Linked DNA regions of Mus musculus: region 1 is linked to region 2. A link is a contact called in ENCODE Hi-C or POLR2A ChIA-PET data. All regions are on one chromosome and are shown on one strand. The core of a region is the stretch at or near the end of the contact, and the rest is flanking DNA. Distances in the headings are between cores, read along the strand shown.

Region 1 (5,505 bases), core at 204-2,703, 42 kb after region 2:
ATGGAGCAGTAGAGGGTACAGAGGCCAGCCTGCCTAGCAGGATTGACTGCTGAGCTCCAGGCTTCTTGGTGGAAGGCCTCTCTCTCTCTTTCTCTCTCTCTCTCTCTCTCTCTCTCTCTCTCTTTCTCAGAGTAACTGAAGAAGAGATTCAACCTAGACTTCTTGCTCCCCGAGAATTCGCATGCACCAGCAAGCACAACTGCACAGACAGCACACTCACTCACTGAAAATAAAATAAGAACTCAAGGCTGAGTGGGCGTGGTGCTCACACCGACAACCCAAACACTTGACACTGGAGAAGTTGTAAGAGATAAGAGGCTGCTTTGAGTTTGAGGAGAGCCTCAGCTGTATCATGAGTTTCAGGCCAGCATGGGTGTTAGAGTGAGACTCTTTGTCTCAAAAAAACAAAAACAAAAACAAAGCAAAAAAAGAGGTGGACACGGTGGCACAAGATTGTAGCCCCAGTTGCTACTGGAGAACAAAGGGGTATTGAGCCCAGAACATCAAAGGTTTGAGGCTAAGTCAGATATAGTGATATACATAATCCCAGCACTGGGGAGGTAGAGGCAGGAAAATCAGTAGTTCTAGATCATCCTTGGCTACACAGCAAATTTGAGCCTAGCCTGGGCTACATATCCAGGAAAATCTTCCACTCCCTGAAAACCCTATCAGGCCTGGCTTGGTGGCGCACGCCTTTAATCCTAGCACTTGGGAGGCAGAGGCAGGTGGATTTCTGAGTTCGAGGCCAGCCTCTCAAAAACAAAAAACAAACAAACAAAAAAACCACAAAACAACAACAACAACAACAAACCCTATCAGATATAAAGGAGAAAAAAGAATAAGGGACCTGCTGTTACTGTTAATTACAGGGATTTGTTAACAGAACCTAATGAGGAAACGTCAAAACACAACTGTCCCTTTGAGGACACCATTATGAGCCACAAAACAGCTATAGGAATCAAGTGTAGGGCTTTTTTCAGCATGTCCTGAGTACTGGATTTAATGCCTAGAACCAAAGAAGGGAAGGAGGAAAAGCTGCCAGAGGCATAGCACAGGGCTTCCACTACCAAAGACAGCTACAGGAACCGGTCGGGGGTCTTGGGCTCCCTCAGGGTCGGGGATGCCCCAGTGATTAGACGGCTAAGAGTGAAAACTAAAGCAGCTAACTGGAGTGTACTCTAACTAAAGCAGGGTAGGGGAGGACTTTTAAGCTTGAGGTATGTACGACACAGACTGGATAGCCAAGGCTACACAGAGAAACCCTGTCTCGAAAAACCAAAATAAATAAATAAAATACAAAATACAAAAAATAAACAAACAAACAGGAAGCTTAAGTAGTCCGGCGCAGAGTCCAGTCACTGGACAGCGAGGCGAGGCGGGACCAGGGGGTGGGGGTGGGGAAATGGTCGTAAGCAGCAAGCTGATTGGCTGCAGGGAGGCCCGGAGGGGGCTCAGAATTTAAGGCCTTTTCTGGCAGAAGAGACCACCAGGCCGGCTAATCCTCCCAGCTGAGACCGGTTGGTGCCAGAATCTTGTCTAGAAGCTTCTAGCATTTCTTCTGCCCCTCGCTCCCAGCACTTTGAGACCTGAGCTTTGAGACCAGACCTCCGCGGTTCTGCAAACGTGGGAGTTGTCTGTGATCTTTGATTTTTGACAGTGAGGCTCGGAATGGCTTCCACGCGAATCCGAGAGGCCAGGGAGAGCGATTGTGGAGACATTATGAGGATGATCCGGGTAAAGACTGCGGTTTGGAAAAACAGTGCGGGGTGGGGGTGGGGGGCTGGGAGCAGTTTGGCTGGAGTTGGGGAGTCAGAAATGAGGGTGCACCTTTGGACCCTGTTCTCAGAGATCAGGACCTTCCTGCCTTAATGTTGTTTTGGTACCCCTGTTATAGGAACTGGCAGAGTTCGAGAAACTGTCCCATCAGGTGAAGATCAGTGAAGAAGGTGGGTGAGGCTGTGCACCTGGGTCCTGATTGAGATGGGGGGCGGGTGATGGGGTGGAAGGATGGAGTCCTAAGATCGTAACTACTGGACTGGGCTTTACTCCAAGTTCCGGTTTTTCCCGGCCCATCTCTGCCTTTTTTGTCATACCTCCAATCTTTATAGCTCTGCGAGCAGATGGCTTTGGAGAGAACCCTTTCTTTCACTGTTTGGTGGCAGAGATTATCCCAGCACCTGGGGAGTCACAAGGTAAGGAAGCCTGCAGTTATCCTCCGTGTTTTTCCTCCCAAAAGCCTCACTCTTCTCTCTCATTTTCAGGGTCCCTTGTGGTGGGCTATGGGCTGTACTACTTCATCTATAGCACATGGACCGGACGAAACGTTTATCTGGAAGACATCTATGTGATGCCGCAATATCGGGGTACTGGCTGGGGCTAAGGATGGACAGAATGCCCACAGACCCAATGAACAGTCCTCAGACCTATCCCATTACCCCAACCTCAGATTATAGTTTCCTTTGATACCCTTTCAACTCAAATAATAGTCCTTCCTGTCCCTTTCTCCACTATAGGTCAAGGGATTGGTACCAAAATAATCAAAAAGGTGGCTGAGGTGAGCAAAGGGGTGGGGCTTACAAACTAGTTACCGCCCCCAAACGAAAGCCAGCCAGTCAGCCAAACCATCAATCAATCAATCAATCAATCAGTCACGTAAGTGGGAGTGTCGAGGTTGAATGAGGGGGATGAGAAAGATTTTTCTTTTTATTGTTTGTTGTTCAAGACAGGGTTTCTCTGTGTAGTCCTGATTGTCCTAGAACTTGCTCTGTAGACCAGGCTGGCCTCCAACTCAGAGGTCTGCCTGCCTCTGCAGGAATTAAAGGTGCTGGGATTAAAGGTGTGTGCCAGCCATTAGTTTTTGAGCCCTGTGCAGTAAGCGTATGTCTTCTACAGGTTGCCCTGAATAAGGGTTGCTCCCAGTTCCGCCTGGCAGTTCTGGATTGGAACAAGAAGGCCGTGAACTTGTACAAATTTCTAGGGGCTCAAGATCTGACTGAATCGGAAGGCTGGCTCTCCTTTCGATTTGAAGGCGAGGCAATGAGGGAGTTGGCAGGACGCTGACTTACGCCCTCTCTCTCCTGCCTCTTCTTTGGGATCACCATATCAAGTTTTCCTAAGACCATAACCATAGGCACTGACCCAGACAGACGCTCGCTCACCCAGAGGCCTCCCAGGGTGCAGACTCCTGAAGTACAGAAAGAGTGGAAGAGGGAGAAGCCTTATTAGGAACCACAAATAAAATACTTGCTTTGCCCTCATGGGTAGAGGATGTGATGCTGCAGCCATTTTGAAGCCCTTCTATTTGAACATTGTTCTGATGAGGGCTGGGACAGCCAAAGAGGCAGGGGTCATGGAGGCCTCAAGGACTCTGGGCACCCTAGTCTTGCCTCTAGCCTGTTAGAAAAAAAAAAAAAAAAAAAAAAAGAACAAGAGGGAATAAGCAATGGTATATCAAGCTTGTCATTCATCTTTGGAACCCAAAGATATTTTAGGACTAATGCGATAAAGGCCGCAGACTGTGCGCTGCCGTCAGCATTTCAAGGGACACTGGGAAGGAGCAATTGCCTCCCCTTGACTAATCAACCTCTACTAGGTAGGTATGATGCATGGTACTGGGGAGCCGGGAGTATAAAAACCTCCAGCTCAGGGGTTTGGGGGCCCACCAGGGAAAGTGAGACTTGTTTCATTAAAAAAAAAAATTAAAAAAAAACAAAACAAATCTTTAAAACACTGGGAATGAAGCTCAGGACCTCTGGAGGAGCAGTCTGCTTTTAACCACTGAGCCATCTTTCCAGTTCCCTCTTTCTTTCTTTTTTTTTGTTTGTTTGTTTGGTTGGTTGGTTTTGTTTGTTTGTTTGTTTTTTGGTTTTTTCGAGACAGGGTTTCTCTGTGTAGCCCTGACTGTTCTGGAACTCACTCTGAGGACCAGGCTGGCCTGGAACTCAGAAATCCGCCTGCTAGGCTGGTGAGATGGCTCAGTGGGTAAGAGCACCTGACTGCTCTTCCAAAGGTCCAGAGTTCAAATCCCAGCAACCACATGGTGGCTCACAACCATCCATAACAAGATCTGACTCCCTCTTCTGGTGTGTCTGAAGACAGCTACAGTGTACTTACATAAAATAATAAATAAATCTTTTAAAAAAAAATCCGCCTGCCTCTGCCTCCCAAGTGCTGGGATTAAAGGTGTGTACCACCACTGCCCAGCCCTTTTTTTTTTTTTTAGACAGGATCTATCTACACTATGTAGCTCTGGCTGGTCTGGAACTCCTTATGTAGACCACCAGACTGGCTTAGAACTCACAGATTTACCTCTTCTGCCTTGAGAGTGTGGGATTAAAAGTGTGTGCCATCACTACAGTCCTCTTTTGTCTTGTTGTTTTGAAGCCCACCCTGACCTCCCACTCCTGGTGTGTAGCCAAGAACAACCTTGGCCTTTCCATGCTCTGCAGGAGATAGCAGGTGTTCCCACCTTGCCCATTTCATGGAGGTGTTAGGGATGGGACAGAGGACATTCAACCTAACAACTGAGATACGCGTCCCCAGCCCTTGTTTCCTTTTTTTTTTTTTTTGGTTTTTCGAGACAGGGTTTCTCTGTGTACCCCTGGCTGTCCTGGAACTCACTCTGTAGACCAGGCTGGCCTTGAACTCAGAAATCTGCCTGCCTCTGCCTCCCAAGTGCTGGAGTTAAAGGCATGCACCACCACCCCTGGTTCCTTGTTTCCTTTTTATTTTTAAAAATTTTTAAAAAGATTTATTTATTATTATATCTAAGTACACTGTAGCTGTCTTCAGATGCACCAGAAGAGGGTGTCAGATCTCATTACGGATGGTTGTGAGCCACCATGTGTTTGCTGGAATTTGAACTCAGGACCTTCAGAAGAGCAGTCGGTGCTCTTAACCACTGAGCCATCTCTCCAGCCCCCTATTTTTTAAATTCTAAAAATAATTTATTTTGCTTTTATGTGCATTGGTATTTTACCTGCATGTATGTCTGTGTGAGGGTGTCAGATCTTGGAGGTAGAGATGGTTGTGAGCTGCAATGTGGGTGCTAGGAATTGAACTTTGATCCTCTGGAAGAGCAGTTAGTGCTCTTAACTGCTGAGCCATCTCTCCAGCCCTCTTTTTATTTTATTTTATTTTATTTTATTTTATTTTATTTTATTTATTTTTTAACATCCATCCATTTTGTGTGTTGAGACACAAGGATGCCATGGCTAGTTCTACTGGTGCATAGGCACTGCATGCTCATGGTGCACAGACATACACACTAGCAAAACACCCAGACACATAGTAAAGAATACATTCATTTGTTGTTTTATGTGAGTACACTGTTGCTGTTTTTAGACACACTAGAAGAGGGCATCAGATACCATTACAGATGGGGGTGGGTAGGTGGGGGAAGAGAAAAAAGAGGAAGAAAAAAGAAAGGACAATGCGGGCTGGTGAGATGGCTCAGTGGGTAAGAGCACCCGACTACTCTTCCGAAGGTCCAGAGTTCAAATCCCA
Region 2 (5,867 bases), core at 933-3,432:
GTCCTAGAACTGGACCCATGGTCCATGTTTGCCTGGAACTCACACATCTGCCTGCTTCTTCCCCCAGAGTGCTGAGATTAAAGGCATGCGCCCAACTTTGTTACTGTTTTTATTTTAAGACAGGGTCTCACTCTGTGGACAAACCAGGCCTCCATTTCCCAACAGTTGAGATTACAAGACTGTCGTCCCACCGAAAGGGGCCAAGTATGTGTGGTTAAGTTTTAAGGGGAAACTCCTGAAGATGGCCATCTCCTTGCCCATCGTACTTACCACTTGCAACCTTTCAAGAAGTTCTCGGAGCGGGTGCTGAACTCGGACCAGGAACCACTGAGGTATCGGGGTACCTGCGAGAAGCTGTAGGTCCAAAAGCTGGAAAGGAGATGGAGAAACAGCAAACGTGGGTCGTCAGAGCAAAATGGAAATAAAATGGTGCTGAGGACCGGTGGCTGTCGTTCTCACAGGTCCAGGCTCCTCAGATTCCAGTGTCACTTACGTGTCCCCCTCATCCACTTCAGCGCGTTCCTCAGACACACCTTCCGTGGCTTCTCCTGACTCCAACTCGGGGAGATTCGTTTCTTCTCCGGGAAGACTCGCATGTTCAGAAACATCTTGCTCCTCGATTCCAGGACTCAACTCACTGGAAGTATTAAATTCTACTTCCAGAGGTACAGAGTCCCCTTGTTGAAGCTCCTGGGACACAACCAAGCTAGCCACGGGATCTGTGGCTAGCTGGGGTTGGTCATCACCACCGCATGGCGGAGGCACCGGTTCAAAGTCTGTATTTTTCTCCGCTGGGGAACCTTGGGGTACCGGAGCTGGGGCCAGGTCAGGAGGGAGGCTATCCGGAGCTAAGAGTCGCTCCTCCGACGTCTTCATTCTGTAGAGTAAGCCCCCGGAAGGCAGAGGTCGGGCAAGTCTCGCTGAGCCGGCTACCAGCTGCCGAGGCTAGAGTGCATTACCGTTCCCAGGGATGCTCAGAGACCGGAGTCCGCTTTCCTCTTCCGGAAAATGTAAGCCGAACCTAAAGCAATCACCAGGGAACGAGTGTCCAAAGCCAAGCGCCTAGGGTCGCTAGGCGCCGCCAGGGCTTCTTGCTCTCGCGGGAGTCGGGCCACCTTCCGATAGGCTCTCCGCATCCTCCTCCGATTCCGAGCGGGAAGGCGGGAAGGAACGACTTTGCCTACACCTCAAGCGCTGGAGAATTCCTAGAGGTTTCTGGGAGTTGTAGTCTGAACTCTGGGCCTTGGCGAAAACTACACGAGCGCCCCCTACCGTCCCCTGGGGGTAATTCTTAAAGCGCCTATCCTCCCTGGCCTGCAGAGGGCGCATAATTTCTACAGTTTTTGCCCCTCTTGACTATCTTGTTTTGAATCCCGTAACCTCAGGTTTCCTTTCTCCCCATCTCTCCCCCCTTCTTGTTCCTCTCTTTCCCTTTCTCCCCCGCCCTCCCTTCATTCATTCGACATTTATTATCAAGTTCTTACTGCCTAACCCAGGACTATACAAGGCATTGGGAAAAAAATAGCAATGTTTTCTAGTTCTTAATCTCCATAAAGTTTTCGTTGCTGTGCAATTAAAGGCTGTGAAAACAGTCTTTACAGAGAGTGATAAGGACTGTACAGGAAATTAAACACGGTGGTGCGATACCAAGTATCTCGGAGAACACGTTAGATTGAGATACTATGAAAAGCCTTTCTAAAGTGACATTTTAGCTAATGAGGGGAAAAAGAACTTAGGGGCCCGTGTTGGTTCATCCCTGTACTTGGAAGGCCTAAAGCAGGAAGACGGCCGCGAATTCCAGGCCAGCCTTGGCTACAAAGACTCTGTCTTAAAAATCCAAAAAGATGGCTATGACTATCTAGCTGGATAGGAAAGAGCACAGAGCTCAGAACAGTGGCGGTCCACTTACGATAAAAACTTAATTCTTTCCACTCTTTATACTTGACACAGAGGCAGGAGTCCTCCGAATCGGTTTCCACCCATTTTGCCCTCACAGCTCTATATCTTAGACGACTTTTCACAAAGCGTTCCTGCTGAGGGCAACATCTCAGGGAGAATCCTGACTCTGCAAGTCCCCGCCTCCATTTCTTGCCCTCAACCCACGGAAGGACTTGCCCTTACTTGTTATGGCGACTATCCAGCTTTGTGCCAGGAGTCTCGCGGGGGTTGCTGGGATTGGGACTTTCCCCTCCCACGTGCTCACCCTGGCTAAAGTTCTGTAGCTTCAGTTCATTGGGACCATCCTGGCTGTAGGTAGCGACTACAGTTAGGGGGCACCTAGCATTCAGGCCCTCATCCTCCTCCTTCCCAGCAGGGTGTCACGCTTCTCCGAAGACTGGGTAAGTAATTGATGAGCGTGACGAGACCTCTCGGTCACTGGCTCTCTCCGTTTGCATCCATAAAACTAGAGAAAACCGTGGGGTTTGGGGGTGGGGCAGTGGGGGGACTCAGCGCGATGGAGATGGGCGGAATGGAAGCTTGGCGGGCGGGATGAACGGGAGTGTATATGTCAGATGCTGTAGTGAGGGTAGCTGATGATGATGATGTTAGGACCGACGAGCCTCACTGTCATGCACCTGCAAAGTAGAGCATATAGGGACCACTGAGATGGCCTAAGGGGTTTTCTCTCCGCTACGCGTTGTACACACTTATCTGCCCGCTGCTAGGTGATGGAAGCTCCGGAAATAACATGCACAAAGCACCAGGATTTAAGATTTTTCGAGATTCATAGCTTAAGACTTAAGACCCCCCATAGCATCCTAATGAAACCCTGGGTTCCGTTCCTGGATGAGATCGGGGTGATCCGGGGAGCCTTAGCTGCTAAGGTCCCGCAACTTCCGGACCTTTGTCCCTGGAGTGATTTCTTTTTTTTTCCAGCCGCTTCTCGACCCTGCTAGATGAAGAAAATCCAAGAAAAGCCTGAAGCACTAGCGGTGCTAGCCAGAAGTATTTGCCCTCGGGGCCCGACTCAGCCTCTTGGTCTGAAAGGCCCGCCGGCCCTGTTATTGTTTGGCTCCTTTACGTTTCTGCCGCTTGCAGGAGCATTTCCGGTTTCTTGTTTTCGGAGCAGATCACTGCTCGCCCGGCGACGGGGGAGTAGCGAAAGGGGAGAAATGGATTCTAGGCTGGTTCTGTGGTTTGAGGAGGAAAACTGCTGTCCTCGACATCTTATTTTTCTGGATTACTTGGTTATTGCTTTTGCAAAGGAGGAGGTGTTTATTTAAAAGAGTGCGCCGATAGGTCGTTTCTTCCTGCCGGAAAAGCAAATTACCGAGTATCCGGTTTTAGGGTGAGCCATTCCCTTGCTTAACGCATTCCGCGCGTCCTGAAAGCGGAAGGGGCGGGCTTGGGCCCCGGGCGCCCGGCGGTCCTAAGTGCAGTCAGCCCGCACCATCCGGTTCTTCCCAGCGGGAGGTGGCGGGACTCTGCCTGGGCGTGGGCTATGCCTGTCCCCGCCACTTCAATTTTTAGAACAGGTCATTTCATTACAGTTTCTTATCGCGCACCAGACATCGTGCGTGCCTTTTTTTCTTTTGTAAAAATACTATTTCCACACTGCACTTGGATCGGGAAGTAAATTTTTTTGTCCATCTGAAGATTTAGTTTCGGTCTAAAGAATAAATGATAGGTAGACCGGGAGGCGGGGGGACTTTGTTTTCGTGGCTTCAGCTGTAAAGCCGTAAGGAAGACTAGATCCTCCAGTTCATTGAGAAAGTATACAAATGACTTCACTTAAACTTTGACGCGCGAAGGGAACCCTAGCTGTGAAGGTTAGACTGGACAGCCACAGCGGTCCAGGGATGCCTTCTTATGCAAATAGCCTCCCTGCTCTTGCAATCTCTTTGACTGGATTTAGTGAAGGACTCTCTTGTGAATGTTAAAAGATCCCAACCCGAAGTCAAAAGGAGGTGCCCCTAGGCCCCATCTTGTTTACAAATGTAGATATATGTAAATTGGTTTTTTTGTTTTTTTTTTTTTTACATAAAGACAACTTTGGAAGATATTTACCCTGCTCTTCCAGTTTCTCTTCTCTGAATAATTTACTGCAGAGGGGTTTGGGAATGTCTGGGATGGGTAGTATATGCACTTAAATTATGCTTAAATCATCTGTAGCTTACATATGACCCTGCACTGTAAATGTTATTCAAATAAATGTTACCGTGTTGACTGAAAAAAGGAGCCAGGCTGGACTGGGACCGGGTGCTGCAAGCCTTTAACCCCAAAGCTAGGGAGGCCGAGGCAGGTCAATATCAGAGATTCAGGCCAGCCAAAGATATGCAAGGAGACCCTATCTCAAAAAGAAAAATATGTCACGTATGTTAATATTCACACTGACACAAGATAACCTGCTGCTACAGTTGAGTAGCAGTGGGAAGCCTCGACAGTCTCGAGTTCCAGACCACAGTGTCCAGACCATACATAGAGGGAGTTCAAGGTCATCCTTCCCTGGGTAGTTGTAAGCTGACTTGAGATAAATGAGAGTGTCTTCAAAAACAGAGAAAGAGTACAAAAGTTAACATTGGCAAACCAGAGCCTACTGGCCTTTCTCCTGATGGGTAAATGAGGACGTCTCGATGGCCCGTGCCTTTAATGCTAACACTCTTGGGATGCTGAGGTAACTTGGGCTACTTAGCAAGACCTTGTCTCAGAAAGGCAAACAGCTGGAGATATGGCTTGGAGTAGATTATTTCACCTGGCAAACATGATACCCTTGGTTTAAATCCTGAGACCACAAAAAACAGGTTAAACCCAGCTTGACCAAGTGCCATTGGTCCATGGATTGCTGTATTGGAATCAAACAGAAATCTATGTCATTCACAGCAGTAACCTCCTGGGAATACTTCAAGAGACGGAGAAAGGGCGACTGACTGTGCCCTCCGTCCTTTTTCGCAATCCTTTATTCTGTTCGAATCATAATTTGTTTTCCTGAGACAGGGTTTCTCTGTGTAGTCCTGGCTGTCCTGGGACTCCCCTCTGTAGACCAGGCTGGCCTCCAACTGTCTCTGCCTCCTATGTGCTGGGATCAAAGGTGCCTGCCACCACCGCCTGGCTTCTTAGAGTTGGGACAAGCCTCGAAGTAAGTTGGATGCCTAGGATCCCAGCACTACTGTGGTTAAGACAGTAATGAATTTAAGGCCAGCCTGGGATACATAGTGAGACCCTGTCTCAAGAAAGGGGGAAATAAGTTCCAAAAGTGACATTTTCCAAGGTGCGAAAGCGATGGTTCCTTAGAGAAAGTGACGTTGGAAGGGACAGAAGTAAATTTGACTCCTTAGTTATTAATTTGGTATCGATTTGAGACCTGGATAAAAAGCTGGTAAGCTTTAGGAAGGAAGGTAACGGTGGGCACGCATCTTTACGTCTTGGTTGGTTGGTTTTTTTTTGTCTCTGGCTGATAAAAGTAAACCCACTGTCTTTGTCTTGGTGCAAGAGAGGGCTACTACTAGGCTATTTCAAAGTTTGCCAAATAAACACTTACCATGTTCTCTTGTATCCACGTTTTAGTTACATAAACAGTCTTAAACCAGATGTGGTGGCTCACACCTGCAAGCCCAATGGTCAGGAAGCTGCAACAGAAGAAGTGCCATTGTAGCCGAGCCACAGAGTGAGGCGACTGTCTCAGAGTACAAAATAAAACTAAATCAAACATAATGGTCATCTTTTATCACACTGAGTACGCGCGCGCGCGTGCGTGTGTGCGTGTGTGTGTGTGTGTGTGTGTGTGTGTGTGTGTGTGTGTGTGTGTGAGTGTGTGTCGAGCTCATGCATACTCATTAGCATGTGTGTCAGAGGTCAGCTGACAACTTAATAGAAATTAGTTTTGGGGTACTCAGTCTTGGTACCAGGTGCCTATTCTGGCCACACAG

The links. Hi-C counts contacts between places; a loop is a spot of excess contacts on that map. ChIA-PET counts read pairs that join two places held with the same protein, here RNA polymerase II (POLR2A).
Region 1: a map of left cerebral cortex shows a loop between it and region 2 (3-fold over the local background). The contact joins the promoter of Sat2 here to the promoter of Trp53 in region 2. A Hi-C loop is called at or near these places in 17 of 37 maps with a recorded cell type or tissue (Patski, adrenal gland, gastrocnemius and 3 more). POLR2A ChIA-PET finds 5 or more read pairs at or near these places in 5 of 5 experiments (Patski and embryonic stem cell).

What each region holds. Positions count from the first base shown.
Region 1 is chr11:69,620,599-69,626,103 of GRCm38, forward strand. Sat2 (spermidine/spermine N1-acetyl transferase 2) reads left to right here and starts at 1,454. Exons shown (of 6, transcript NM_026991.3): 1 at 1,454-1,734; 2 at 1,895-1,946; 3 at 2,109-2,192; 4 at 2,262-2,363; 5 at 2,514-2,554; 6 at 2,893-3,280. The coding sequence starts at 1,669. The coding sequence ends at 3,060.
Region 2 is chr11:69,578,177-69,584,043 of GRCm38, forward strand. It overlaps Trp53 (transformation related protein 53), which reads left to right and starts at 2,183. Exons shown (of 11, transcript NM_011640.3): 1 at 2,183-2,339. It overlaps Wrap53 (WD repeat containing, antisense to Trp53), which reads right to left and starts at 1,073. Exons shown (of 10, transcript NM_144824.3): 1 at 494-1,073; 2 at 271-369. The coding sequence starts at 876.